Linked DNA regions of Mus musculus: all the other regions are linked to region 1. The links are chromatin contacts, found by Hi-C in ENCODE. All regions are on one chromosome and are shown on one strand. The core of a region is the stretch at or near the end of the contact, and the rest is flanking DNA. Distances in the headings are between cores, read along the strand shown. Region 1 overlaps Spata7 (spermatogenesis associated 7). Region 2 holds the start of Ubxn2a (UBX domain protein 2A). Region 3 holds the start of Efr3b (EFR3 homolog B). Region 4 holds the start of Ptrhd1 (peptidyl-tRNA hydrolase domain containing 1). Region 5 overlaps Efr3b (EFR3 homolog B). Region 6 overlaps Dtnb (dystrobrevin, beta). Region 7 overlaps Dtnb (dystrobrevin, beta).

Region 1 (3,609 bases), core at 291-2,790:
TCACCCCTAAGACTGCAAGAGACCCGTGACTGTCCTGCTTCTCACCAAGAGTTACCTGCCTTGCTAGCAGTCTCTGTGGTTCTCCTTTGCCAAGCTGTGACCTGCTTAGGGAGCATGCACATGGCAGGAGATGGCAAGTAGCCATCTGTCCGCCAGCCAGCCAAGACCAGATGAAACTCGCAGATCTATGGTGCAAGAAAAGGAATTCTGCTGGCAACTGTAGCATGGAAGCAGTTTCTCCCCCAGTCGAGCCTCCTGATGCCATCACAGCCCTGAATACCACCTGGACTGTAGCTTTTGACCCCATCACTCTGTGTTTCAATTCTTGAACCATAGCAATATGAGAGCAATAATAAATATGTGGTGTTTCAAGACACTAAAATTGTGGTAATTTATTACATAGCATTGAAATTACAGAAATCTTAATATGTAAAAGGGGACAAAAAAAAAGAAGAAAAGTAATATTGAGTTACTGGCCACATGGAGTGTTTATTAATGTAGATCCAGAGGTCAGTCTTCAATGCTCATTCCCATGATTCGTAGAGTCGATAATTCCTTACCATGATTACTGCCACCATTGATGCTGGGGAATGGACCAGATGGGGACAGTGATGTGCTCAGACAACAGAGTTCCCTGGAAGTCTCAGCCCTTTCAAAGTCACTGTCACCTTCAATGACATCCACAGAGGTTTCCTGGTCTATTACACTATCAGAAACACTTGGATTGTTTTCATTCCAGGGTGAGGCTTCATTATCTGTTTCGTCATTGACCTGTTGAATTATAACACCCTCTGAATGCTTGACTTTATGGGCGGGTATTAAAAATTCGCCCGGTAAAGAGAACATCTTGTTTTCGTCCTTCGGCACAGCCGACAGCATGTCCAGGGCCTCCTGGTACTGCTGGCGCTCGTGGTGACTCACTGTTTCTTCATCACTTACAAACTCATTTTCTCTTGAAATCAGAGCCTTTTGAAAATGAAGTTGATTCAACATTCTGAAATGTTTTTGCTTTGCTGGGTCTTCCTCAGATATGCAGCCTAAGTCAACCTTCAGCCCATGCAGCAGGTAGCGCATCTTTCCCTAGAATTGGGGGGAAAGCAATTCTGAGGGTCGTTACATTCGCTACACTATTAAAACTGAACTCTATCTGCAGCGCTGCTAGTCTCATGATCACACTCTCCCAGTCCTGCCCCTTTCCCCTCATAAAAAGCACAAGGCAGAAAGTGCCTATTTTAAATAAAACATATTCTTTTAGAGAATAGAAAAACATTAAATTCCAAAGAAAGACCAACCTCCTCCAAATGATGTTTATTTTTCTTTATATGTCGCTCAAACAGTCGCTCTAGAAACCTACAAATGATAAAGAAAAATATTAGTATCTTAAACTCAGATAACCTACTAAATGTAAAATAGTTACATAACATAAAAACCGACAAAGGCTGCAAAGTAGTTTTCAGATGAATGGTTTTCCCTGTGAAGCTAGAAACAAATCCTTCCTGCTCTGTCACGTGCTCTAACCTGGCAGGCAGCCTGGCTTCTGTTACGCATTTGTTTTTACGTTAGATAACAGACGCCAGTCTATCAGAAGGATTACGTACTACTTATGTTTCTGTGACTGTTTTAGGTGAAGGATAGAACTGCCTGCAAATCTCTCTCCCCATTAGACACACAGACACTAAAAGCTCCCTGCGCCCTTCACCAACCCTACAGAAAATGCTCTCACAGAGCTGTTAACCTTGCTCCTAAAGAATACTCTCCATGGACGCCAAGCCTACAAAACAGCCTCCAAGTGGATGCCAGGGCTTTATGCTAAACATATACAATAGTCTGCCTCCACTCACCCCAGCCACGGTCTCTTATGCAGCCCTGGCATTCAGAGATCTGCCTCCTTGCTGGGATTAAAGGCGTGTGCTACCATGCCTGGCCCTCTCTTCCTGCTAAAGCCAGGGTATGAAGACCAGTGAGAGCCATGGTAAAGGTGAGAGATTACATCTCTAGGATGAGTTTCCTCTCCCCTGAGGTTACAGCCCCTTCAGAAAATTTACCTGAGAAGCAAAGGTCACGATCCCTTCAGAGAAGTGACCAGCTTCAGGGAATACATTCTTTCTACAGCAGGCCCAGTACCACTCTTACTATTCACAAGTCTCCTGGAAACAACTAATTTCCTTGGCCACCATCATTCATACTCGTTAACACATGCAGTAACCCAGGAGGCCTGGGTTGTCCTATCATGTTTAGAGATCCAGAAACTTGTATCCTACTCTACAGCTACTGCTAACATTCTGGAATTGCACACCCGGACATTGTTATATGCTTATATATTTCCTCAAGCTGGGATTAAATAATACATATTATTTTGGTATAAATACACACACACATACACACATTATTTTGGTATAAATACACACACACACACACACACACACACACAAACACACAAACACACGCATTTTCTCATCAACTAGATGAGATCAACTGAAAGGTTGAACACCTTTCAGTGTGAAGAACTCCATCTTGCACCATTTAGTTTCTTTCTCAGTCTGGTTTTATGTTTGGTCTTATGAACCAGTGCTAAATCTTAAAGAGGAAATATAAACATTTAAGGAAACATGTAAATGATATGCAAATTTTGGGGTTGTATTAAAAAACATAAAAGTTACCATTTTAACCCTGTAAAATGTGTAGTCCAGTAGGGTTCCACCTATTGGTGCTGCTGGGAAGTGGCTCTCTAAACTGTTTCACCTTGAAACTTAAAAACTCCTTATGCAGTTCTTAAAAGTTACTAGTTTTGTCTCAACAATAAAAGAACCTCTGGTGGAATCACCATGCCTGACCTCAAGCTGTGCTATAGAGCAACTGTGATTAAAAACTGCATGGTACTGGTACAGCGACAGACAGGTAGATCAATGGAATAGAACTGAAGACCCAGAAATGAATCCACACACCTGTGGTCACTTGATCTTTGACAAGGGAGCTAAAACCATCCAGTGGAAAAAGACAGCATTTTCAATAAATGGTGCTGGCACAACTGGCAGTTATTATGTAGAAGAATGTGAATTGATCCATTCTTATATCCTTGTACAAAGCTCAAGTCTAAGTGGATCAAAGACCTCCACATAAAACCAGAGACACCAAAATTTATAGAGGAGAAAGTGAGGAAAAGCCTCGAAGATATGGGCACTGGGGAAAAATTCCTGAACAGAACAGCAATGGCTTGTATTGTAAGATCAAGAATTGACAAATGGGACCTTATGAAATTGCAAAGTTTCTGTAAGGCAAAAGACACTGTCAAGAAGACAAAAAGGCCACCAACAGATTGGGAAAGGATTTATAACAATCCTAAATCTGATAGGAGACTAATATCCAATATACACAAAGAACTCAAGAAGGTGGACTCCAGAAATTCAAATAGCCCCATTAAAAATGGGGTTCAGAGTTAAACAAAGAATTCTCTCCTGAGGAATACCAAATGGCTGAGAAACACCTGAAAAAATGTTCAGCATCCTTAATCATCAGGGAAATGCAAATCAAAGCAACCTTGAGATTCCACCTCACACCAGTCAGAATGGCTAAGATAAAAAATTCAGGTGACAGCAGATGCTGGCGAGG
Region 2 (3,579 bases), core at 268-2,767, about 94 Mb after region 1:
AGAAAGATTATTGCAATTGGTGGGAAGGGATGGCCCGTTCTAAGGATCCATTGCCATAGGCCAAATGTGAAAAAGTCAGAAAAACAAACTTAAGATAAGTGATAGTGTATAGCTTAGCTGCAAGACTTTGTCTGGGACATAAAAAAAACTATGGTTCCATCTCGAAAAACAACTCTAGATTTAGATTTAAGAGACCATTGTACCTGGGCAAAGTGGCACACACCTTTAATCCTAGCACTCAGCAGGCTGAGGCAGGTCAGTCTCTTTAGCTGGTCTAACTAGAGAGTTCCAGGACAGTCAGAGCTACACAGACCTTGTCTCAAAAACAAAACCAAACCAAACCAAACCAAACAAACAAAAAACAAAGAGACTATTGTATAGAGGAAAATCGATGAGATCTGCAACAGTTGCCTAGATTAGCTAGACAAAGTCTTACTCTCTCCCCCACTCCCACGTGTGCGTGTGTGTGCGCGTGCGTGTGTTTCCTCTATAGGGAAGAATAAATAAGGCTAGAAAGACGTGTGAGTAGGAAAATGTAATCAACCAACAATAGAGGAGACAGTGAATCACACAGGACATCAGAGACATTTTGTTTATTCCAAAATCAGTGTACTTTCTGGAGTGGCAAAAGGGAGAGGGGATGCTTCCAGGCTCAGGCTGAGGCTGTGAAAGTGTGGGAACCTGGAGAAGATATGCTACACTAAAAATGGTACGTCGGTACAGCAAGTATTTTGACCAGATAGCGGTTACAAGCAGTCCTGAAAAATCATTAAAAGGACAAAGACCGGGTGTTTAAAGAGTATACGCCTGACCTTGCTGTAAGTAGAATAAGGGGCATTCTGAAGTCCTATAAATCCTATCCGAAGCCAACTTCAGAGGCAGAGGCAGGAGGATCTCTGAGTTCCAGGACAGCCAGGGCTACACAGAGAAACCCTGTCTCACCCCACCCCCTAAATATATACACAAGCAAATAAATAAGTCCTCTAAAAGAAAGGGGTCTTTGTAGAGAGCCTTTTTAAGAACGCGAAGGGCGGGCAAGTTTCTTTTAACAGTCACTCTTCAGATAATAGGGCTCAGGTGAAGTTCGCTAACAGGATGCAAGAACTCTCTAAGGAAGAGCACAGGAGGCATAGAAAGAAATAGGTAAATCTGGATTATCAGGTGAACGCCCACCTAGTTCCAGCTTTCTCCGCGCCTCCTAAGGAAACAACAAGCAGCGGCACCTGCAGCAGCAAGAAGGCCACCGCCATTAGTGCGCGCCTTGCGGCAGCCTAGGAAAACCCGCCGCAAGAAGCCCCGCCCCCGGCGCGCTCCCGTTTCAGCCAGACAATTTCCTCACGGCCGCGCGGAGCCGTCCCCGGCGCGTTCCCGTCAGCCAGGCGCGCCGAGCCATCCCCGGCGCGCTCCCGTCAGCCAGGCGCGCTCCTCCGAGCCGCGCGGAGCCGTCCCCGGAGCGCTCCCGTCAGCCAGGCGCGCTCCTCCGAGCCGCGCGGAGCCGTCCACGCGCGCTCCCGTCAGTCAGGCTCGCTCCTCCGAGCCGCGCGGAGCCGGCGCCGGCGCGCGCCGGGCAGTCTGAGGGAGGCCGGTCAGATCTGCGCGGCGAGGCCGCTGGTCGCGACAGGGTTTCCCGGCGCTCCGGGGCTGAGGGGCTTCAGCCCAGCGGCGCCGGCGCTTGCCCTAGCCGGGGCACCGAGGACTAGGCCGTGGGGCCGCGCCCTGAGGTGAGTTTCCCGGCTCCAGGTCATGTTCGGTGGGTGACGTATCGGGCGGGTGGTTCCCCGGTGGCGCCCTGGGCTGTCGCCTGCGACGGCGACGTCTGTTCCGCAGTAAGTCGCCACCTGGGGCTTCTGGCCCGCGCGACTGCGGCCCGGGAAGGACGCTGGCGGACCGAGGCCTCCACCCGGCCCGGCCCGGCCCGGCCCGGCCCAGGTGAGTGCGGACCTGCAGCTGCCGGCTCTGCTGGCCGCGGGAGTCGGAACTGGGTAGAAGGACATAGCGCTTCTCTCTCTGGAGGCGTCTAGAAACTTCGGGTTAGGTGCTGTCGAGACATCTCCATTTCGAAGGCGAACGCTGCGAAAAGCGCACTCCTGAAATACAGAAGGACTAGATGGCTGAACGTTTCCTAATTGACTTCACCAGCCTTCCTTAACAGACTTTAACTGATGTTTTGGAAAGATGATGTTCACTGTTTTCCTAAATGACTTTTTTTCTTCTAGTATTCCCCCCCCCCCTTTCCTAAACTCGTGGTAATAAAAGTTTATTACTTCTCAGCAAAAATGAAGGTCAGAGTGGCTTCCAGTGTTTGTTCGTTTCTATGTAATCGAGATAAAAAATAGGGAACTGATTATCTGTTTTGACTCGGTTTTTTGTTTGCTTTGTTTTTGTTTTCTTTGTCTTTATCAAGTACCAGGCTGGACTTGGAATTCTCACACTCCCAAATGTGCTGGTATAACAGGCGTTGATTCATCTCCTGAGTTATCTTGATGTTGATACAGGGAATAACATCAATAACATCACTAACGTCAACGTTATTCCCTGTACTGGTGAAATGCAAAGGTCAAAATGTGTTCAGGTAGGAAAGAACACCTGAGTACAGAGTACTGGGAAGGATACTATAGATAGGTAGCAGTTACTACTTGAGCACTTACTTTTTTTGTTTGTTTGTTTTTGGTTTTTCAAGACAGGGTTTCTCTGTGTAGCCCTGGCTGTCCTGGAACTCACTTTGTAGACCAGGCTGGCCTCAAACTCAAAAATCCTCCTGCCTCTGCCTCCCAAGTGCTGGAATTAAAGGCGTGCACCACCACTGTCCTTACTCTTAAGAAATGTTATTTACTGAATGTGGCCAACGTTTTTCTGTATTCATATCTGTGCACCATTTTTGTGTCTGGTACCCGTGAAAGCCAGAAGAGGGCGTCGTCTTTTAAAACTAAACCACCATATGGGAGCTAGGAATTGAGCCAGGTTCTCTGGGAGAGCAGCCATTGTTCTCACTCAATGAACTATGTATGTCTCCAGCTCCTTGAGCATTTAATTCCATCCCCACCCCCCACCCCGCGCTTCTTTTGGGGGCTCAAATCCAGGGTTTTTTTTTTTTTGTTTTTTTGTTTGTTTTTTGTTTGTTTTTTCATAAGCTTGAATACTCTTTCTTGTACCTCTGAGTTACACCCCAGGCCTACATGAAGACTTTAAGTGAACTTTTACTGTGGAGCAGCACACAAATGCTCACTCACCCTAGCAGAGCACCATTGATGCTGATGGAGGCCAGCTTCCCTTGAATTTATTGGACTTACTTCTAGGTCATGGGTGACAGGTTACAGGACAGGTTACAGGTGACAGGTTACTTACAGGAGTACAGGTAACCCCAAAGCAGCTTCATTGCTGAAGTCTTACCCTCTCATGGATAATGACTTCCTCAGAGCTCATAGATGTAGTTCCCCCACTACCTCTCTCTTAACCTTGGACACTCCATAAATCCTAGAATTCAGAAGGCCATCAAGCATAACTTGTCAGCATTATATTCAGCTGACTAGGAAATGAGGGGAAGGGTTCGTGATTTCAGGGGAGGGTCTAATGACCCTT
Region 3 (3,980 bases), core at 373-2,872, about 95 Mb after region 1:
TTTTATTGCTGATCCCAATATCCTGTCTCCATAGCCAAGACAGGTTATACAAGAAACAATTCAGTTCAGGGCGCACATTTCCAGAGGGTAGAGTCCACAGCCATCATGGTGGAGAGCACAGCAGGCAGGCAGGCAGGCAGGCATGGCTGTGGATCAGAGCTTACATCTGGTCAACAAGCATGAGGGAGAGAGAGAGAGAAAGAGAGAGAGAGAGAGAGAGAGAGAAAGAGAGAGAGAGAGAGAGAGAGCGCTGGACTAGTGTGGGCTTTTGAAACTTCGAAGGCCATCTCCATTGACCATTGACACACACACCCCCAACAAGAACACACTTCCTAATCCTCCCCCAAACAGTTCTACCAATGAGGGACCAGCATTCAAATATAAGAGCCTACAGGGACTCTTCATATTCCACTACAATCCGTTCAAACCAGGACAACTTCCCCCAGTGATGGACTGTAAAGTTTAATATGACATAAACCCTTTCTTAACCAAGTGTTTTTTTGGTCATTCTGTTTATCAAGGCAACAGGAAGCATCAGATTAGGAGAGGTGCAGGTGGGTTGGTGGATGTGTCTGGGGAAATGAAGCCAAAGAAAAATAGAAAATGCTGGTTTGGGGTGCAGTGAGCACTGTCTTGAGCACCGTCTCCAAATCCAAGGACTGGATCTCTCTGGTTTGATCTTTGCTTTGGGGGAGAAAAAAAGAAAAAGAAAACAATATGTGGTGCCCACTATGTACTGTAGGTTCATGAAATTTCTCAACACGAAGCAAGGCTCAAAGAGGCGCCGACAGAGAAACCCTGTCTCAAAAAACAAGACGAAACAAAACAAAACAAACAAACAAACAAACAAACAAAACGAAGGTCATTGCATTCAGGCCCTTCTCTAATTTTTACGGTCGGGAAGAAAACAGAAAGCCTCCAGCAAGAGGCAAGAGGAGAAATTAAGAAATAGAAATAGAAAAGCCAGAGAAACAGAAGGCAGAGATATCCAGGGCTGGGGCGTTGGCCTGGGGTTTAAGTCCCTTTGTGGAGGGGATGCTGGCTGCAAAGCTTGCAGATTACACAAATCTGGAGAGGAAAAACCAAGCGGACTTCCTGCAGCCTTGGAGGTTGGGAGTGTGCTGTATTTCCTGAATACCTGACCCAGGTAGCAAACAGAGTTTGGGGCCCGCAGAAAGAATAGGGTTATGCCTCAATTTCTGCTCCTTAGGTTCCCTAAGCCGGTTCGTTTGAGCAGACTGAATAGAGCACACCTGCAGCTTCCAGCGCCCGGCTGACCTGGTGTGGGGTGTGTGTGTGTGTGTGTGTGTGTGTGTGTGTGTGTGTGTGTGTGTGTGTGTGTGTGTGTGTCATCAGTTTGAAGGACACGTCAGCGACCCGCGTAAGAGCTGAGCCAGGAGCTGGAATTCGGATGGATGATCTACTGAGTGAACGAAGAACCTGGGCTTCCTGGGGCGTCAGGTAGGTAAAAAGGCTCGCCCCATACTGAGGAAAGGAGAGGGTCCGGGATGGAGGCGGGGCTCTTGAGGCAGCCCGCCAGTGGCCAAGGGGGCGGGGCGTGGCAGAACACAGCTCCGCCCCCTGCGCGCCGCCTAGCTTGCGGACCAGAGCAGGAGGCGGCAGCCAACCTCGTCGCTGAATGGGCGGGTGGCGTCCCGCTCTGTCCCGCCCGCCGCCGGCCCCCCATCGGCTGCTCCCGCCGCGCCCCGGTCTCCGCCCGCAGCCGCCTGAGCCCGCCGGGCTGTGAATGAAAGGCAGGAGCGGCCAGGACTAGCAGCCAGCGACGCGGCTACGCCGGCCTCCCCAGAGGCGCGCTCCCCGCGGAGATGTACGGTAAGGAGGGCTTGGCGCCCCGGCTCGGGCCCGCAAACTTCCAGACACGGACCTTTGTCCCCCGGAGTGGCCCCCGTCGCAAAAGCGAGAATGCCGACTTGGTGCCAGGCTAGGCTGGTTCAGTCGCCTGTGCGTACGTCTGTGCCGAGAGGACAAAGATGCCTTAGGCCGGGGGACTCTCTGGTCCCCTGAGATCCCTCGGGCAGGCGTGTGCAGGCGCTAGGGGCGGTGGTCCGTCGCCAGGTAGGGACTCTGATGGCTGAGAGGCACCCGGCTTTGGAAAAAGCGAGTATCTTCGGAGCTGAGCCGACAGTGTTGGTGGAGGTGATCGGGTGACAGTATTTGCAGAATTAACAAAGAGGCTTGTGCTTGGGAGTTTGATGCGCGAAAGTGGTCCAGGGTAGGGGAGAGCTGCTCACTGCCAGTCTGCTGCCAGGCTCCTTGGATGTGGGAGGCGGCGCCGGCAGTGCAGGAGCTGGCGAGCGAGCCGGCGCTGGAGGTTCATCTCTCTGAGCTGGGTGGACTTGGCCTCTACCTAACACTGCTGCTAATGGTATTCAGGCTTCCCAACTTCCAGATTGGCCCTATGGAGGGCTGATGGGGAGAGATGCTGCTTCGAGGGTTTCTCCCAATTACGCAGCCACCGCCCCCACGAATGTGTGGCAGCTCCAAGACCCTCACGGTTCAAGGCTCTGCTTGCTCATTTGTCAAGAATTTCTCGGGTTCTACAGGCAGCGTGGATGAGGAAAGCGCTCCTGGGGTCCCACTTTGCAGATCATAAGAGTGGACTAGTCTAGGAATCGGCTCTCTACCAAGGGTACATGTGTGCGTGTATTCCTGTGGACACAGTTTACTAGAGCCCAGGTCTCTGGTAGTTATTCTGAGGCCAGCAGAAGAATTGGAGCCCTGTTCTCCGTCTCCTACTGCAGGGTAGGGGCTCGGGCTGCACCTGAGGAGTGAGTGATCTAGAAGTGCATGTTCCCAATTTAACCCATTTCTAAGGCTGCTGGCTGCCTCTGCGAACAGACCATGAGTCACAAAGTTTGTTAGCACAGAGAGCATGCTGAAAAGAGTCAGCAGTTGGTGAGCCCCCTATTTAGAAGACAAAGACTTAACTTTTTGCCTTGCATCTCCTTCCCAGGTCAGTTGGTTACACAGCCACACTATGATTCTTATAGAGGTGTCAGCAGGTCCTCTCAGCTAGCATTAATTCTCTTGGGTGGAGCAAATGGGGGGAGGGGAGATGTCCTCAGCGGCTGGACCCATAACCAGTGGGGACTCTGAAAGGTGACTGGACTTGGGCTTTGCCTGTTGGGAGGTAGAAAGAGCCATAGACCTCTTTTATTCTGTCTGTGCCCCCCCCCCCACCCCCTTTCTGCAGAGGGAGCAGGCTGAAGCTGCAGATCATTTGACAGAAGCATGTGACTGCAGGGGCACCTGCAGCCGGGAAGGAGTTAGGACAGGCCCATCAGTATGGGCGGGAATTAGCAGCCCCAGGCCACCATATTACATCTAGTAGCTAATGTGGTAACTTACTTAGGGGGTCTGAGAATTAGGGGAGGGGGGTTCTTGGTGTGCTCCTGTTGGAAGAGCTGGCTAAAAGAGAAGGATGTGGAAGTCAGCCTGACTGGGGGCTATTTTCAGATGCACCACAAAATTCCAATTCTCTTTAATAATGTTTTTATTTCCCCAGATGCAAACAGAGCAGGAACTAATCCTAAATGATCCATAGAAAGGCCGTGATGGAGGATCCTCTGGGGAGTTGGCTCCAGCACGGGGGAAAAGCACATTTAGTGCTGGGTGGGAGCTGGCCCCTTGCAGAGACTGGTCTCTGGAGTTGTCTCTGCTCTCCAGGGGGGCCTCGCCTGCCTGCCTGCCTGCCTTTCAGTGTGGTCTTGCCTTAGTGAAGAGTAAGGGGCTACAGAACCGTTAGCATTCTCTTCCCTAGATGATGAAAAGGGATGGGAGAAGAGAATAGCCTGGGCTACATAGTGACTTACAGGTTAGCTACCGCCGCATGGGGAGAGGCTATCTACATAGGGAGGGGATTTCTACAAAAAGAAAAGAGAAAAGGTGGCGTTATGGACTTCCTACAGATTGTTCTTCTTTCACCTAATTTTCTAAGTGACCCGTCCAGGGTGACTGGT
Region 4 (3,762 bases), core at 406-2,905, about 94 Mb after region 1:
TATTATGCATGCACACTGAGAATAACTTGTAAGATTTGTTTTTGTTTTTTTTTTCTTCCCATCAAGTGAGTCCAGGGATAGAACTAGGGTTGTCAGACTTGGTGGCATATGCCTTTACCCAATGAGCCATCTCACCAACCCTTTTCATCTACCCTATTATATGCTTTTTGGTCAGCAGAATAGGATCTAAGGCCAACAGGATCTTGACCTGGATACAAATACAACTTTTTTAAATTCCAGGAGATCTAGGAGAAGGCTTTCTGGTAAAGAATATCATATGGTCCTAACCCTTAAGAGTTAGTCCAGGAGCTGAGGAGATGCTCCGTGTCCAGAGGACCAGAGTTCAGTTCCTAGAACCCACAGTGGGATGTTCTCACTGCCTATAACTGCAGAAGAGCCTACATCCTACTCTGTCCTCCCATGTGCATACGTCCCACAGACACACACACCTACACGTCTGCACCCATGTGCATACGTCCCACAGACACACACACCTACACGTCTGCACCCATGTGCATATGTCCCACAGACACACACACCTACACAGAATTTAAGTAGATCTTTAAAAAAGGGTTAATCAAATGCGTATGTAAATCACCAAGATGGGAAAGGACCCCTCAGAAAGTTGAACACAGATGTAGGTTGGCACGTTGGTCCCTTTGGCCATTGTTCCTCCACTCTCACCCCTTTGCCAGTGTTTTCCTGGATAAAGATTTCTCTAGAGAAGCAGGTGCTATGTAAATGTCAGTTAGGAGACTTGAGACTCAGAGCTTCTGAAAAACATACTCCTTTTCCCCACTCACTGAGCATTTCTCCTTTTAAATAAACAGCCTCTATTTCTTACTAACAATATTAAGGCAGTGCTAATTTTAGGCCCAGCTTTTTTCTTTTTCTTTCTTTTTTTTTTTTTTTTTTTTTTTTTTTTTGAGACAGGGTTTCTCTGTATAGCCCTGGCTGTTCTGGAACTCACTTTGTAGCCCAGGCTGGCCTCGAACTCAGAAATCTGCCTGCCTCTGCCTCCCAAGTGCTGGGATTAAAGGCGTGCGCCACCTCGCCCGGCTAGGCCCAGTTTTAAAAGGCAGATTGGTGCACAGGCATAAGCGCCACGCTTTCCCCAGCTTCGTTCCCAGGGATCTAAGGGACACTGGAACAACCAATTTCTGGTGAACGCTGTGATAGCAGGGTCTGCGTCGGTTCTTCACAGTCATGCTCTGCCAAAGGGAAGGTTCACTGCGTAGCGCAGACCATTCCCAAACTCTTAGTGATCCCTCCTACAATCATGCCACACGTACTTCCGGAAGCTAAGGGTTGGGCCCAAGAGCAGATCTACTTCCGGCCTCGGCACCCCACCCCCGTTTAGGGTCCCTCCGGATACTCCCCACGCCTCACCTCGAGAACCACCTTGCGCATGCGCCCCAGCTCCCGGAGATAAGCTGCCGTGTGCGGATGGTCTCGATGAAGGTGCAAGGCTGCTGTGGCGGCGTGACAAGCCTGCGCTACCAGTGCGCCGGTGGGCCAGGAAAAGGGAGCCTGAGATAGATCCTTTCGTAATACTAAGTACTGTACAAGGATCTGTGGCTCCACCCCAGAGCATGCCATCTTCCTGATCATCAGACTGGCCGGACGTACCTTGCGGTGCATGCTGGGATTAGTGTGGAGCTGCTGGGCGCCACCATGTTCGTGTACGGCGGAAGCACAAAGCACTCTGGGATCAGTGGGTTACGTTGTTACTTCAGTTGCTCTCGGCGGGAATTCTTAAACTGCATCCTGAGTGAGGGAGCTTTGGCGAGAAAGCAAGACCCAGTGGTAGACAGATTAGCATTACTGTACAGCTTCTTTGGGTGTTCGAGGAAGCCCGGCTGGACCATAGTGGCCACGGCGGTGAGGTAGGCGTGGACAGGGCTGACCAGTCCAAGGTAAGGGACGCCAGCGGGGACACTTTGCTTATCCCGGGACTGTCAGGCAATAGTGGCAATAGATTGGTGATTGCGTGTCTTTTACTATTTACAGTTAAGGACGTTCGGGTCCATGTTAACCCTGCCTTGTACGTCCAGCATCGTAAGAAAAAACACTTGAGAACCCGAAGAGGAGATGGAGTCTGCAAATACTTTGTGTCCAGGCAGGAAGTGCAAAGGAGGTATTCAAAGGGGTTTGGCTTTCTCTGTACCACAGTGTTTCCAGACTTTATTGCAAAGGAAGGGACACTGTAAGGCAGTAACTTTGGCGATTAGATATGGATTTGATTCAGGGCTCTATCTTAGGAAATTTTGTGGCTTGGACACATTATAGTTCTGCCTCATTTTCTTTCTCCTTTAAACAAAACTTAATGTGAAAGCATCATGTGGGTTGAAATTGTTACTAAAAACTAAAAGTTTGATGACTTAATTGTTAAAAATATGTTGCAATCAAGTATAATCCATACCCTAGAACTAAATTACTATGTAATCCCAAATTTGCCAGTAACTTGCCCTTCTGTGTGTCAGCACACCTGGCTAAACAAGTGACGAGTGAAAGTTTGTGAATAATCATCAAACTTCGACAGGTCAATTATTCTCCAGTTCCCTTGTCATCTCCAATCCAAAAGATTGAAACATTTAGTTATGATTATGTTGGTTTTCTCTCTCTGCTTGGCAATTACCACTGCTTATCGTGTGAACTTGGAGAGGAACTAAATACAGCAGAGAGAAGGAACTGCTGTGCTCAGGCTCCAGAGGAAATAAAAGAAGTCAGGAGTCAGTAACGGGAAGAAAAGCAAGTGAAGGGCCAACATGCTGCCTACTGTGGCTCTCTCTTGATCTTATGCAAGTTGGTTTGTTTGTTTTTTAAAGGAGCTATACACTAGTAATTTGATGTCTAGCCTTGGCTGGATAGATGAATGAGCCAGGTCTGGGCTGTCCCAAGACAAATGAAGAAAGGATTTTTGTGAATGTATATTCTTGTGAACCCTGCAAAGTAAATATTGGATCTGCTTAAGGAAACTAGTTACATGAGGTGAAGCATTGGACTTCTCTAGGGAGGTTTCATCTGGGTTGTGGGAAAGCATGGAGAATCGGCCTTTCCCACCATAGATTTGTGCTTCTGTGATAAGCAGGCTTAGATGAAATGCTGCTGCCCACAAAGCAAGCAGTAGACAAATCAGGAGTCTCTTGTTCTTTTCAAGTGAGCGTACTAATTAGTGGGTGTTTTTACACCAGTGGCCAGCAGAGAGGTTAATGGTCTCTGGTTTGGTTATTTGGGCCTATGGCTTTATAAATTTATGGCAGACCAGTTGTGATGGTACATGTCTTTGATCCCAGCACTCTGGGTGGAAGCAGGTGGATCTCTGTGAGTTCAAGGACAGCCTGATCTACATAGTGAATTCTGGGCCAGTCGTGTAGGAAAGACCCTGTCTCAATAAACAGATAAATAAATAAATATGCCCTAGATATATGAGTTATCTATTGTGACGACTGTTTTTGGTTGTCAACTTGATGCAACCTGTGAAGAGGGAACCTCAATTGTTAAGGAATTAACTCATCAGATTGGTCTATGGGCAGTTTCTTTAGGGCGTTTTTTTTTTTTTTTTTATTGCTTCTTAATTGGAAGAGCACCTAACCCATTGCGGCAGGTGGTCCTCGGTGGTATATGAAAGCTAACTGAGCAGTAGCAGGAAGCTAATAAGCTTGTTGCTCTATGGTCTCTGCTTCAGTTCCTGCCCTGAGTTCTTGCCACCCCTGGGCAGGTAGGTGGTCCTGGGATGTATAAAAAACAAACTGAGCAAGC
Region 5 (3,810 bases), core at 460-2,959, about 95 Mb after region 1:
TTTGAACCCCATCCTTTATCCACTTGGCTCTGTATTCACAGCCGGTCTCCCTCGCCCCTCCAAGCACCAGAGAAGGAAAAGGAGAACCCAGCAGAACTGGCTGAGAGGTGCCTGAGGGAGCTCCTGGGCCGGGCGGCCTTCGGCAATATCAAGAACGCCATCAAGCCCGTTCTTATGTGAGTTGAGTGTTGCTCTCCACCCAGGAAATGCTCTACTCCCTGGTGATGGTTTCAAGGCTTTTCTTGCAGGCTGTCCCAGCCGCCCTCCCCCATCTCCCCAGGTGAAAATAGAGGTGATGGCCTTGCAGACTTGCTACGGCCAAGTCAATCCTTTGCTGGTTCATACAGCTAGACTACCACGCAGTGGTCACCTGTGGTTTGTGCTGATTAAGAGGAGGGTAGCAAAAACTGAACAAAGGTGCTTTTTGTGTCAAGCTATAGAGCCTGTACTGTAAGCCCTTCCTTGATAGGAAACTGCCAGGGGATCTCTGGAAGTGTCGCTGTCCCTCCAAGTTCATCTCTACTCCCTCCCTCCCTCCCTCCCTCCCTCCCTCCCTCCCTCCCTCCCTCCCTCCCTCCCTCTGAGTTTCCTAGTCACCCTCCTTCCCCCATGTTTTCTCCTCACAGCCACCTGGATAACCACTCTCTTTGGGAACCCAAAGTGTTTGCCACCCGTTGCTTTAAAATCATCATGTACTCAATTCAGGTATGGTTTGTCCCTGTTCAAGCTTGGGCACAAGGGCACTTCCTGGTGCTGGACAATGCACAAAGCAGAAAGCCAGGTGTCCTCTGACTCCCCCCCCCCCCCCCAGAGACCCCCAGCTGCCACAGATCATGCTGTATCATCCGGCTGGGAAGGAATTGCAAGGAGTTCTCTGTTTAATGTTTCCTATATCCTAGGCCAACATTTATTTTATTTTTATGAAATACAATGGAAAATAATTCCTAGAGAAAATTAAATCTCAAAGAAGACAAGCCACCTGCATTCCCTGAGCGCCCCCGTTACTGCGGGTGTACTTTCCTTCTGGCCCACATCTTAGCAGCAGTGTTATCAGACAGATCTTGAATTGGCACTGGGCTGGCTCCCAGCCACACTTTGAGCTGCACTGAGATGAACCACGTGGCCTCTCATGGGCCTTGCCAGTAAAACCTGGGGACAGGGAGAAATGAAAGACAATATTTTGAAATAGATTGCTGGCCGCCTTTGAAGTAAAGGAATTCAGGGAAAATGTGCAAACACAGATTCCCTGGGATTTGGCTCCGTTTTTGTGGGGGTTGGGGTGGGGTGCTGCAAGAAAGAGAGCGAGGTCTGGGTGCCACCTGCAGTGCCCACTGGCTGTGGGATGTCATTTTGGTTCACCCTGAGCCTCTGGGTTCCAGCAGAGGGCTACCGGGCCGGGGGGCAGGGGGGGGGGTGTTGTTGTTTGGGGACCAGCACGTCTTCCTCCTCCACAGCCGCAGCACTCCCACCTGGTTATCCAGCAGCTCCTGAGCCACCTGGACGCCAACAGCCGCAGCGCGGCGACTGTGCGCGCCGGCATCGTGGAAGTCCTATCGGAAGCTGCAATTATCGCTGCCACGGGCTCTGTCGGTAAGGGGGTCCGGAGCAAAAGGCAAGGGGCGTGGGGTGGGGGGGTGTGTGCAGGCGTTAGATTTAGAGCCGATTGGCTGCGCGGGCCTGGGCTTACGGGAGAGCAGGAGGGATTCCTGTCATGATTTGTGGGTCCCTCCCCCTTGGCGCCCAGGGCCCACGGTACTGGAGATGTTCAACACCCTGCTGCGGCAGCTGCGGCTCAGCATCGACTACGCGCTAACTGGGAGCTACGACGGCGCTGTGAGCCTGGGCTCCAAGATCATCAAGGAGCATGAGGAGTGCATGTTCCAGGAGGCCGTCATCAAAACTATCGGTGGGGAAATGGGTGGGTCTGGGAGGGGCCATTGAGGCTTGAGGGATCGACTCCAGGGGAGGAGTTGTCAACGATCTGGAGGCGGGGCTAAGGAGGCAGAGCCTGTGAAACGGGGCCTAGGACGTGGTAGTGGAGATAGATCTGGGCGAGGCTTGGAAAGGGGCGGAGTCTGGGGAAGGAACTTAGTAAAGGGAAGGACCCAGTGAGGCTTGGAGAAGGGAGGGACCTGATAAGATTTGAAGAGGAATGAGGCTGTGGGGAGAGGTTGCCAGAGACCTAGTTCTCTGGCCTGAGACAGGCAGGGCCTAAGGGTTAAGACTAGGGCTGTACTGAAAGGAGAGACCCTGGCAAAGCTTGGAGAGGGGAAGAGCTCTAGAGGAGGAGTTAGCTGGGGCCTAGGAAAAGGAGTTAGAAGAGCAAGGAATCTTGGGAGGATGAGGTGGAACCAGGACTAGAGAGAGATGATCCTTGTGGGAGAACCAGGCCTCCGCCATAGCATCTGCTGTATGATTACCTAGCACTGTGTTATTTAGGGACACTGGGGGAAATGGCAGCCAGCTAATGACACATAATGATCTGGGCAAAGACACCAGATCAGTCTGGGTTTCTCAGCCTGGCTCTCCTGCAAAGGCAGACTTCCTGTGTCTCCATCCTCATTAGGCATGCCTAGTGCTTCCAGGTGGGCCCGCAGTAGGGGAGGTGGGACTAAGGCATAAAAAAAAAAAAAAAAAAAAAAAGACAGGAAGGAAGCAACGGAGACTGTTTGTGCCCTGGATGTGGAGAAACATGGAACAGGGTCTCCTCCCTCTCAGAGGTCCTTGTGCCTATGCCATGGTCTCATCAGCCGTGAAACCACTGAGCTGCCCTATCCCCCAGGAAGAAGCCCAGATGACAGTAACAAGGGAAGAGCTGGCATCTGGAAGGGCCCTCTGGAGTCCCTCTTGCTCCCTCCTCGGGAGACAGGGTCAAAGCAGCCTGCCTAGGCAGATCTCTCTGGGCTGCCCCAGCCCTGGGCACTAGGGAGCCTCACTCTCTCCATTCAGCTGCTGCTGAGCCCAGGGGACCTCTCACGCTCCCTCCTCTCCTCACAGGCTCCTTTGCCAGCACACTGCCGACCTACCAGCGCTCAGAGGTGATCCTCTTCATCATGAGCAAAGTCCCGCTGCCTTCTGTGCATCACCCCGTAGAGACCGGACGGACGGGGTCAGTCCACTGCTTCTTCCCAGCCCACCCTCTCTGGCTCCTGGTTTTCACCCTGACTTCTGTGGCTCTGCTTTCTTCTCTTGGCTCAAAAACAGAGGGGTCATAGGTCCCGTGGCAATTTTTCAGCCTCCCCCCCCCCCCCCAGTTAGGGAAATCATGGGTCCACCAACAAGCCTCCTGGTGAGAACACTCAGGAGTGGGGGGTGCAGCCGAGCACTCTATTGCCATCCTGCTGAGACCATGTCTCTGGCCTACAGGGAGAATAGGAACCGGCTGACCCAGATCATGTTGCTGAAGTCCCTCCTTCAGGTAAGCCCCCCTATCCTGTCCCTGCTCTGCCTCTGTGGTCACAACTTCTTTCAGGTAACCAAGGTAGTTGTGTTCCATGCTGCACAGATATGTCCAGCTATTAAAGGGGTAAGTGAAAGGCTGAAACCCAACCTGAGCCCCATTCAGTTGTTCAGAGCAAGGTGGGAACGTAATGCTTCCCTTTGTTAATAATGGTGGCTTTGTGTGCCCACTGGTAGCCTTGTCACTAAGACCATGTGGGTCTTGCGGTCATTTGTCCCCGTCTGCCTACCTGGTGCCCTTCCCCAGGCCATTTGCCTCTGTTTCCCCCATTTCTCCCACCTTCCAGCCACCACCACCTCCTTCCCCTATGTTTCCTATATCTCCTAATGCATCTCAGCTTTCATTGCTGG
Region 6 (3,635 bases), core at 425-2,924, about 95 Mb after region 1:
CCATAAGCCTGAATCTCCTTTCCCTGAGTGGGCAGTCTTAAACCCCTGCTGGCCTTCCAAGTCCTTAGCTTTGCCTGCTAACCAAGTGTTTTTCCAACAGCTGGGCAGAGGCTAGTACCCAACTCCTATTTTTCTTTTTGCCCTCACAGTGGCAGTGATCCTTGGTGCACCTGCCTTTCATTCTAAGTACCCAGGACACTGAGGGTCTTGGCTCAGCAAGGTTCCTGTCCCTTCTCCCAGCCTTGAGTTACTCCAGCTAGAAATGGGAGTGAAGGCAGAGAGACAGATGGAGCCGGACTGCAACAGTATCCATTCCTCCTTCTCCCTTCACTGTTCCTTTAGGAGACTCTCATGGGACCTAACCCATGGCTCTGCACACACCTCAGAATTAGGGAGGGGTCTGCAGAGGTGGGTAAGGAATGCTGCAGTGCCAGCTGTGGGCCCTCTCACATCATTCGCTGCCCTTTATAAATATTTATAATAGCTCTTCTACTAAAAATAACATCCTGGAGCTCAGGGAGCAAGAAAAAAAAAAAAAAAAGGAAAATCAATGTGAATGGGACTTGGCGATCACATGTTCCACAGGACCCCAGGACAGGATGCATGAGTAGCACCCAGGCAGTGCGCCCCCTGGCGGCCAGTCCCAGCTTGGCACACAGATCAGGGCTGCTTCCCCACTGACTGGCCCCTAAAGTTCTCCGCCTTCCTCCTGGCTACACAGCAACAGGGCCTCACGCCACTGTGCAGGCGGAAGCCTCCTCACCAGGTCAAAGAGGAAGGGGGGGGGGGTGGTGTCGCTATTTTTAGCACTGAGGATAGGGTGTAAATGTCTGCAGAACTGAATGAGGCCTGCAGCTTTCTTTGCATAGACAGAAAATGTTGTTAAAGGTCGAAGGCAGGAAAGAACTGCATGTGCACACACTAGGACTAGGGAGAGCCCTCCATGCTGGCCAGGTGCCGGAAGGAACACACACAGGCTCAGGGCTTTTTCTGTTCTTTTCCATCTCCTGGTAAATTCCTGATGCAGAGATGAGACCATGCCCTGAGGGAGGAATGCGGATGCTAGTACATGCAGGAGGCCCACCAGCTGCGGCCTCAGGCAGTCCCTCCCCACTTCCCATAGGCTTGGCTCCTCTCTCTGGAGGTTGAGTGAGTCTGGCAGCCTGCAAGCTTGGTCCAGGTGTGCAGCAGAAAGACGGACAGGAATGTGCCTCTGGGGGGAAGACCTTCCCTTGTCTTCTCGGTGCCAGCTTGCTCCTCCGCCTCTGCGCCTGTACAAGACAGACTGTTAGTCACAAGCACACTGGGGGCTCAGGACAAAGCTGCTGTGAACCAGCAGACCTGAATGGGTGTGTGTGTGTGTGTGTGTGTGTGTGTGTGTGTGTGTGTGTGTGTGGTCTCTCTGGCTTTTCAGTTGTGCATGTCAATGTCTTCTCTTTCAGAGGGACAGGGTTGGGGTGTAGCGAGAGTGTCTTCTGAGGTCATTGCTTGTGTCACAAGGGTGGGAATTACTCCGACTGAATAAAAAACTGGGTTCACAGTGGCAGGTTTGGAAAGGGAGGAAGGCCAGCCTCTTGGCAGCAGACGGCAGGCTGCAGTGTGCGGCCCTTTTCATCTGCCTGACTGCTGGCTTCTCATGGGTCCTGCCATGGGTCAGAGGCAGAGACACCAGCTGACTCAAGCCCTGGCAGCAGGTTCTTGAGTGTGTGCACCGAGGGACTCCCATGCTGTCCCTCTGGACCTAGGGACAAAGGGGACCTGGTAGGCTGCTGAAGGCCCTCAGTCAGTCCCTGACCTCACCACAGTGCACAGCAGCCTGTGCTGGTCTGCACATACTAAGCAGCAGCACCCGGGTGCAGCGCATCTGCAGCCAGCTCTGCAAACCACGTGTGTGGGCTGACCTTGCAGGGAGGGCGGGGACTAGTCAGCCCAGAGGCAGCTCTGAGATGACAGGACTTAGAAGGCTGTCTGAGAAAGTTCCTTTGCTGCCTGGTGATGCCATGGCCCTGCCTGGGTTTTCTACCCTGAAGATTTGTAACTGAAAAAGATTCCCAATTAAAAAAAAAAAAAAAAAAAGTAGAGACCAGGTGTGTTGGTCCATCTCTTTGGTCCCAGCACTCAGGATGCAGAAGCAGTTATTAATCTTTATGAGTTTGAGGATACCCTGGGCTACATGACAGATTCTAGGACAGCTAAGGCTACATAGTGGTACCCTATCCTGAAAAAAAAGTGAACTTGGAAGTTGTAATAGTTTATAGTAGCTTAGCTGGCGTCAGAATACAAATGAAAAAAAGGGACACTCGTTCTTTAAGAATGGTTCCTTAAGACTAGAAGAGTGTCTGTCCTTTGACTTATTGGCTCTTTGTGGTCAGTGTGATGGAGTAGGACTGTATCAGGAGGCAGTGTTGAGTGACAGAATCCCAGGGGAGCTCTTGCTATGGGTTAGACAGTGGCTACAGAGGACAGGAGTACAGAAGCAGAGCTCAAGCTGAGAGTAGCCACCTCTCTGTGCTGCCTCAGACAGTGCTATTGATGACACCAGGCCATGACATTTGATGCAAGACAGGCCCAGGAAACAGGTCCAGTGGTGGCTGCTGTGGGGATCAGAGGAAAAGGTGCAGCTGGGTTCTTTCAAGAACATCCTAACTGTAAGTAAGGTTTGCTCTGGCTTGGGATCTGTGACGGGAGGAAGGGTAGAGGAAGGGGAGGACACGTGACTCACCTGAGCTTCCTGTGTCCTGGCCGCTCTGGGGCTAACCTGTAGCAGCAGAGGCAGAAACAACACAGATCACACTTGGGCTCTCCTCAGCCCTCTGGACTTCTCTAAGGGGCTTTCCTGACCCACTCAGCCCAGGGGCTAGACTCACATCTGCCTTTCTGTTGAGCTTTCCTGCCAGGGATGATGGGATAGAGGCAGACTGCCTACAACTCACACCTCATGGAGTATTGTGAAGAGAAGAATCAATGAATGGAAGCCGAGCCTAACTCTAGGGAGCAGCTAGAGTGGGATCAGAGCCTGCTTGGTTAGGGAAGGAAACAAGGTGGGAACAGTTTCGATGTGGACATTGCTTCTCTATGTTTTGGAACAGCATTGCTCTCCAGCTCCCCTTGGATGTTCCAAGTTCATGTCTGTCCACCGAGAGATGTTCTAGAGGCCATGAGTCTCCTCAGGACCACTGCTGGCCAGATATGCACCAGGGTGCCTCAGAGTATAAACTGGATTGCTAGGGGGCATTCTGAAGAACTCATGCTCTGTGATTCAGATATATATGGAAGTTCTGGGACAACCAGAGGAGGCAATAGCATATGGCTCATTCTGTGATTTTCTTACACTTGGCATGAGGGATGCTCAGTAGGAAGGGTGCCACAGTATAGCAGCATCCTTCCCTGGGATTTAGACAGCCAGCGTAGAACAGACAGAGGCGAAAGTTAGGGGTGAATATGGCGGGGATATTGCTTTGGTCAGAGTTCTTCAAAAGTACCTCTTTGGTACTTGTGACTTGTGTGCTGAACAGACCATGTGTGCTGGGCAGGAAGATGACTGGGCTGTGTTTATGTCACGTGAAACTGAGCTCACTCCAAAGAAAATAAATTGTTTTCTGTAAAATCAGTGGTTACTGATCTTAAATGTCTCT
Region 7 (3,897 bases), core at 1,036-3,535, about 95 Mb after region 1:
ATCAAGTAGCCAAGTCCAGAGAGGTCTGTGGTAAAAAGTGTAACATGGAGAGCAAGCCCTGCCCTCCCCACATCCCCCACCTCCCTGACGGGCTGTTATCATGACAACAGGATGGAGGACATTTCAGTCTCCATCTCTTTCCCTGACTCATGGATACCTGCCAGGCAGCAGATGGCCTGTGTGGACGATTACCTCCACTTTGCCGCAGTGTATTTAAATTAAACAAACTGGCCTCTTTGCTGCTGGTTGTCAGGTGCCTTGTCAGAAAAACAAAAACAAAATCCAGGGAGAAAGGAGCTATAAGTCTGAAGTTCAGGCACTGCAGCTGCAGCTGAATGGAGATGGGGGCAGATAAAGATTGGGCCCAGGACATCTCCCCTCAGAGAAGAGGTAAAAGCATCACACACCATTCTGAGCTGCTGCTGGCACTGTGCACTGTGGAGAGAGGGTGGGCTGTCTCCACCGCATCAGCCCTGCCGCAGGATGAGAAAATAACTACCTCATCAACTGCTGGGAGTCAGGACTGGGCATGGGAGCCACAGTGCATGCATAACAAGGGAGCAGGGAGAGAAAAGACCAGCATCCAAAGGCAGCTGGATATATCCCGTCTGGGCTGAACTGAAGCAAGGGAAGGAGGCACTGGAACATCCTGCCTCAGCAAGCACCCATTTACAAAAACAGGCCATCATGACCTTTAAAAGACAAACCTGGTTTCCAGATACCCCATAGAGTACTGAGACTTTCTATGATGTTGCACTGCTCCAAGAATATGTATTTCTCTATTGTGTATCTGGTGGAAGGATAAGGCCCCCAACAGGTCTGCATATGGTCCCTCTGCAGAGAACTGGCATCTGTTTGTTTCTACACCATGATGGGAAACTCAGGACCCATATATAACCTGTCTCACTGCAGAGACCTATGCGGTCTTCTAGGATTGCCAAGATTCTCTAAGTGAATCAACAGTATTGGGAGGGGGTAGTAGTGTGCATTTGGCTTTCAATCATGATTTTGTCTCTACCTGAATCACTGTTATATAGAAGCTAAGACGAACTTCTGGACTCAAAAGGGTAGAAGGCAAGGTGTTTATTTTTCTTGGTGCAAAGAAGAAAGCATATTGAATTTCTGGAACGAAGCACAACGTACTATGACTTACAATAAACTCAAAGAACAAAAAGAAAGTTGATATATAAAATCTTAGTTAAGAAAGTTCATACATTCTAAGACTAGAATTCTCCAGTCTTTTCCTGGGTTGGCTACCCCTATGTAAGATGGTCTCTCCATTGGGTCCCCAAAACCAATTCTCAGATAAATGGTCAGAAACCTCACTAAGAGAAAAGTGTCTCATGGACAGTACCAAATACTCAGGTTGCACATAAGAAACAAGACTAGATAGGACCTGGAGGACGTGGTTAAAAAGGTAAGGCTAGGTCAGTAAGAGGGTGAGAGCTCAAACCTACCAATCAGTGATAGTCTAGAATGCAACAAGGCGAACTGAAATTCCACTTCTATGATAATACCTTGTTCAGTAACACTCCTCCTGGAGCTGAAGAGATGGCTCTGTGTCTGAGAGCACAGGCCCCTCTTCTAGAGGAGCAGAGAGTATGGTGCTCAGCACCTCTGAGCCAGTGGTGATTCCAACCCATATCTGCCTGGCTAGATCAGCTGGAGTTTTAGCTGCACAGTTCTAGGTATCTAGAAGGTATTTCTCTGTAACATGGCCAAGAATATTACAGCCAAGACCACACCTAACCCAGAATAATCTCTTTCCACTGTTTTCTTGGCAGGGACATTTATTTTCCCAGATTCTGGGGTTCTAAATCTAGAATCCATGGCTTACTCTGTCTTGTCTTTGGCTGTTTTTTTGTTTTTGTTTTTTAATGATATCTGGATAGTAGGTAGCATTCTGGAAAGAGTGTGTGTTCGGGAGGATTTCTCTAGTCTAGTGTGTGTGAGTTTCCTAGGGAACATGGGGAACAGTTTTCATATCATATACACATTACAGTCAGGAAAGCAAAATACAGAAATACAGTATATGATGGAAATAAGATAGAAGAAAGCCTCTTAGCTTGTCTTTTATGGAATGATCAAAACAGAGGCATACCCCTCAGATCCAAGAATTATTTCTCCTTTCTAATCATTCTCACTAAAAACTTCCTGCCAGTGTTCACAGAGCTCTATGAGAACATAATTATATTTCCTCTTTTTACAAAATGAAACCAAAACCAAAACAAGGAACTGCTGGGGCCCTGCAGGGAGCATAGGAGCAAGAGGGATAAACATGCACTCTGGGTAGACGTCCACACGCCATCTGCAGGCCACTGGATCCAGCCGACAGCTGTGCGTGCAGAGACTGAGGCCCAGGGCAAAGGCTGTGGGGTTACCTTGAAGTACATCAATTCATCCACTCACCAAAAGCCAAGGTTTTGCAGACTTAGGAGGCAGGAGTGTAACTGAGGCTCAGGATGACAATGATCTGACTTCTATTTCCATATTTAAGGCATTGTGCCAACCAAGAAGTTACATTCCTACTAACCAGAAAATTATGTCCCTACTATTTGAGAATGGAATTTGTGTTCGTTTCTTTTGAATGCTCTAACAGACTGAGCATTAAACAGACTCTGATATATGTGGCAGAGCATTGCGAGTCAGAGTCAATGTAACTCCTGGCTGTGTTGGAAGTCGATCCAGGCTTCTGTTATGGGGTGAGAAACATGGGAGCTGTATGAGAGGAGCATAGAAATCCTTCATGGAAAGCTGGACCCCAGGCCATGGACACATACATGGACAGCTTAATTTTAATTGAGCCTTAAGAGATCCAGAAGTGCCGGGTGGTGGTGGCGCATGCCTTTAATCCCAGCACTTGGGAGGCAGAGGCAGAGAGGCAGAGGCAGAGAGGCAGAGGCAGAGAGGCAGAGAGGCAGAGAGGCAGAGGCAGGCAGATTTCTGAGTTCAAGGCCAGAGAGAGAGAGAGAGAGAGAGAGAGAGAGAGAGAGAGAGAGAGAGAGAGAGAGAGAGATAGATCCATATATCCAGAAGTGATATGATATGTTATACTGGGGGGAAATACACATCTGAGATGTCTCCTAAGGGAGCTGGGATGTTTAGTCCTTCCAGATCTGGAGTGATCTGGACTGTATCCAGATGAACATAGTCATTGCTGTCTGTCTGTCTGTCTGTCCGCCCGCCCGCCCGTCCGTCCGTCCATCCATCTATCTATCTATTCACCTATCTATTTATAGAAAGAGTCTATATTGTCCTGGGTGTCCTGGAACTTGCTCTGTAGACCAGGCTGGCCTCTAAATCACAGAGATTCACCACCTCTGCCTCCTCATTGCAGGGATTAAAAGTGTGTGCCACCACACAGAGCTGAAATTTGTTTTTCTGACTCCTTGTAAAGAGGATTTCTTCGTCACAACTCAGTCTCCTGAATGGATCTGCCTATTTCTTGAGAGTAGCTGGACCAGAATTGCTGCTACAGGCACGTGAACTGGTTATGTTCCTCACAATTAATACAATGATTAACTTGTGCAGTCTTCTTGCTAATGGTGGTTTTCCCTCAGCAAATATTTATTGAGTATCTGCAGTGCAGCAGGCTGGGTTAGAGACTGGAAACACAACAGTAAAGAGAGCTGGCAAGGTCCTTTAATTACAGACTCATGATGGTTGGGTCATGATTAACCCTAAATCAGCCAGTCTAGTGGAATGAGCTTCTTAAACTACGGGGTGAGTGAGCAGTCTGATCTGAAGAAGCCATGAGGAAAGAGAAGAAAAGAGAATGAGGGAAGAGAGACAGAAGGATTGCTAGGTAAGGTCACTCAAGGTGCTGAGAGAGTGGCTGGGGCTGAAGGCAAGGCCTCAATAAGGTGTGCTTATCTATTTATTCACTTATTTTCAGTG

Evidence for each region. A loop is a pair of places that touch in the nucleus more often than their neighbours do.
Region 2: a map of regulatory T cell shows a loop between it and region 1 (18-fold over the local background). The contact joins the promoter of Ubxn2a here to the enhancer-like site in region 1. A Hi-C loop is called at or near these places in 2 of 37 maps with a recorded cell type or tissue (T-helper 17 cell and regulatory T cell).
Region 3: a loop to region 1 is called in a map of T-helper 17 cell, with 18 times the contacts of the local background. The contact joins the promoter of Efr3b here to the enhancer-like site in region 1. A Hi-C loop is called at or near these places in 2 of 37 maps with a recorded cell type or tissue (T-helper 17 cell and T-helper 2 cell).
Region 4: a loop to region 1 is called in a map of T-helper 1 cell, with 9 times the contacts of the local background. The contact joins the promoter of Ptrhd1 here to the enhancer-like site in region 1. A Hi-C loop is called at or near these places in 2 of 37 maps with a recorded cell type or tissue (T-helper 1 cell and T-helper 17 cell).
Region 5: a map of regulatory T cell shows a loop between it and region 1 (16-fold over the local background). The contact joins two enhancer-like sites. A Hi-C loop is called at or near these places in 3 of 37 maps with a recorded cell type or tissue (T-helper 1 cell, T-helper 17 cell and regulatory T cell).
Region 6: a map of T-helper 17 cell shows a loop between it and region 1 (12-fold over the local background). The contact joins two enhancer-like sites. A Hi-C loop is called at or near these places in 1 of 37 maps with a recorded cell type or tissue (T-helper 17 cell).
Region 7: a loop to region 1 is called in a map of regulatory T cell, with 19 times the contacts of the local background. The contact joins two enhancer-like sites. A Hi-C loop is called at or near these places in 2 of 37 maps with a recorded cell type or tissue (T-helper 2 cell and regulatory T cell).

The regions. Positions count from the first base shown.
Region 1 is chr12:98,666,573-98,670,181 of GRCm38, reverse strand. It overlaps Spata7 (spermatogenesis associated 7), which reads right to left. Exons shown (of 11, transcript NM_001289572.1): 10 at 1,293-1,350; 11 at 363-1,080. The coding sequence ends at 511. Among named protein-coding and RNA genes, the nearest start is that of Spata7, 40 kb to the right of the region's middle. Within about 2 kb of position 1,540, at least 1 of the 3 ENCODE cell types and tissues checked has a DNase peak (open chromatin) inside an H3K27ac peak, as active enhancers do.
Region 2 is chr12:4,905,491-4,909,069 of GRCm38, reverse strand. It overlaps Ubxn2a (UBX domain protein 2A), which reads left to right and starts at 1,517. Exons shown (of 7, transcript NM_145441.4): 1 at 1,517-1,721.
Region 3 is chr12:4,036,557-4,040,536 of GRCm38, reverse strand. It overlaps Efr3b (EFR3 homolog B), which reads left to right and starts at 1,622. Exons shown (of 23, transcript NM_001082483.1): 1 at 1,622-1,833. The coding sequence starts at 1,827.
Region 4 is chr12:4,231,906-4,235,667 of GRCm38, reverse strand. It overlaps Ptrhd1 (peptidyl-tRNA hydrolase domain containing 1), which reads right to left and starts at 1,655. Exons shown (of 2, transcript NM_001204912.2): 1 at 1,390-1,655. The coding sequence starts at 1,641. Cenpo (centromere protein O) reads left to right here and starts at 1,703. Exons shown (of 7, transcript NM_134046.6): 1 at 1,703-1,916; 2 at 2,011-2,137. The coding sequence starts at 2,092.
Region 5 is chr12:3,979,750-3,983,559 of GRCm38, reverse strand. Efr3b (EFR3 homolog B) reads left to right here. Exons shown (of 23, transcript NM_001082483.1): 7 at 42-176; 8 at 627-705; 9 at 1,455-1,590; 10 at 1,745-1,906; 11 at 2,998-3,109; 12 at 3,367-3,418. Among named protein-coding and RNA genes, the nearest start is that of Pomc, 27 kb to the right of the region's middle. Within about 2 kb of position 1,709, at least 3 of the 3 ENCODE cell types and tissues checked have a DNase peak (open chromatin) inside an H3K27ac peak, as active enhancers do.
Region 6 is chr12:3,778,742-3,782,376 of GRCm38, reverse strand. Dtnb (dystrobrevin, beta) reads right to left here. Exons shown (of 18, transcript NM_001162465.2): 18 at 1-1,271. The coding sequence ends at 1,096. Among named protein-coding and RNA genes, the nearest start is that of Dnmt3a, 26 kb to the left of the region's middle. Within about 2 kb of position 1,674, at least 3 of the 3 ENCODE cell types and tissues checked have a DNase peak (open chromatin) inside an H3K27ac peak, as active enhancers do.
Region 7 is chr12:3,758,006-3,761,902 of GRCm38, reverse strand. All of the region lies in intron 15 of Dtnb (dystrobrevin, beta), which reads right to left. Among named protein-coding and RNA genes, the nearest start is that of Dnmt3a, 47 kb to the left of the region's middle. Within about 2 kb of position 2,285, at least 2 of the 3 ENCODE cell types and tissues checked have a DNase peak (open chromatin) inside an H3K27ac peak, as active enhancers do.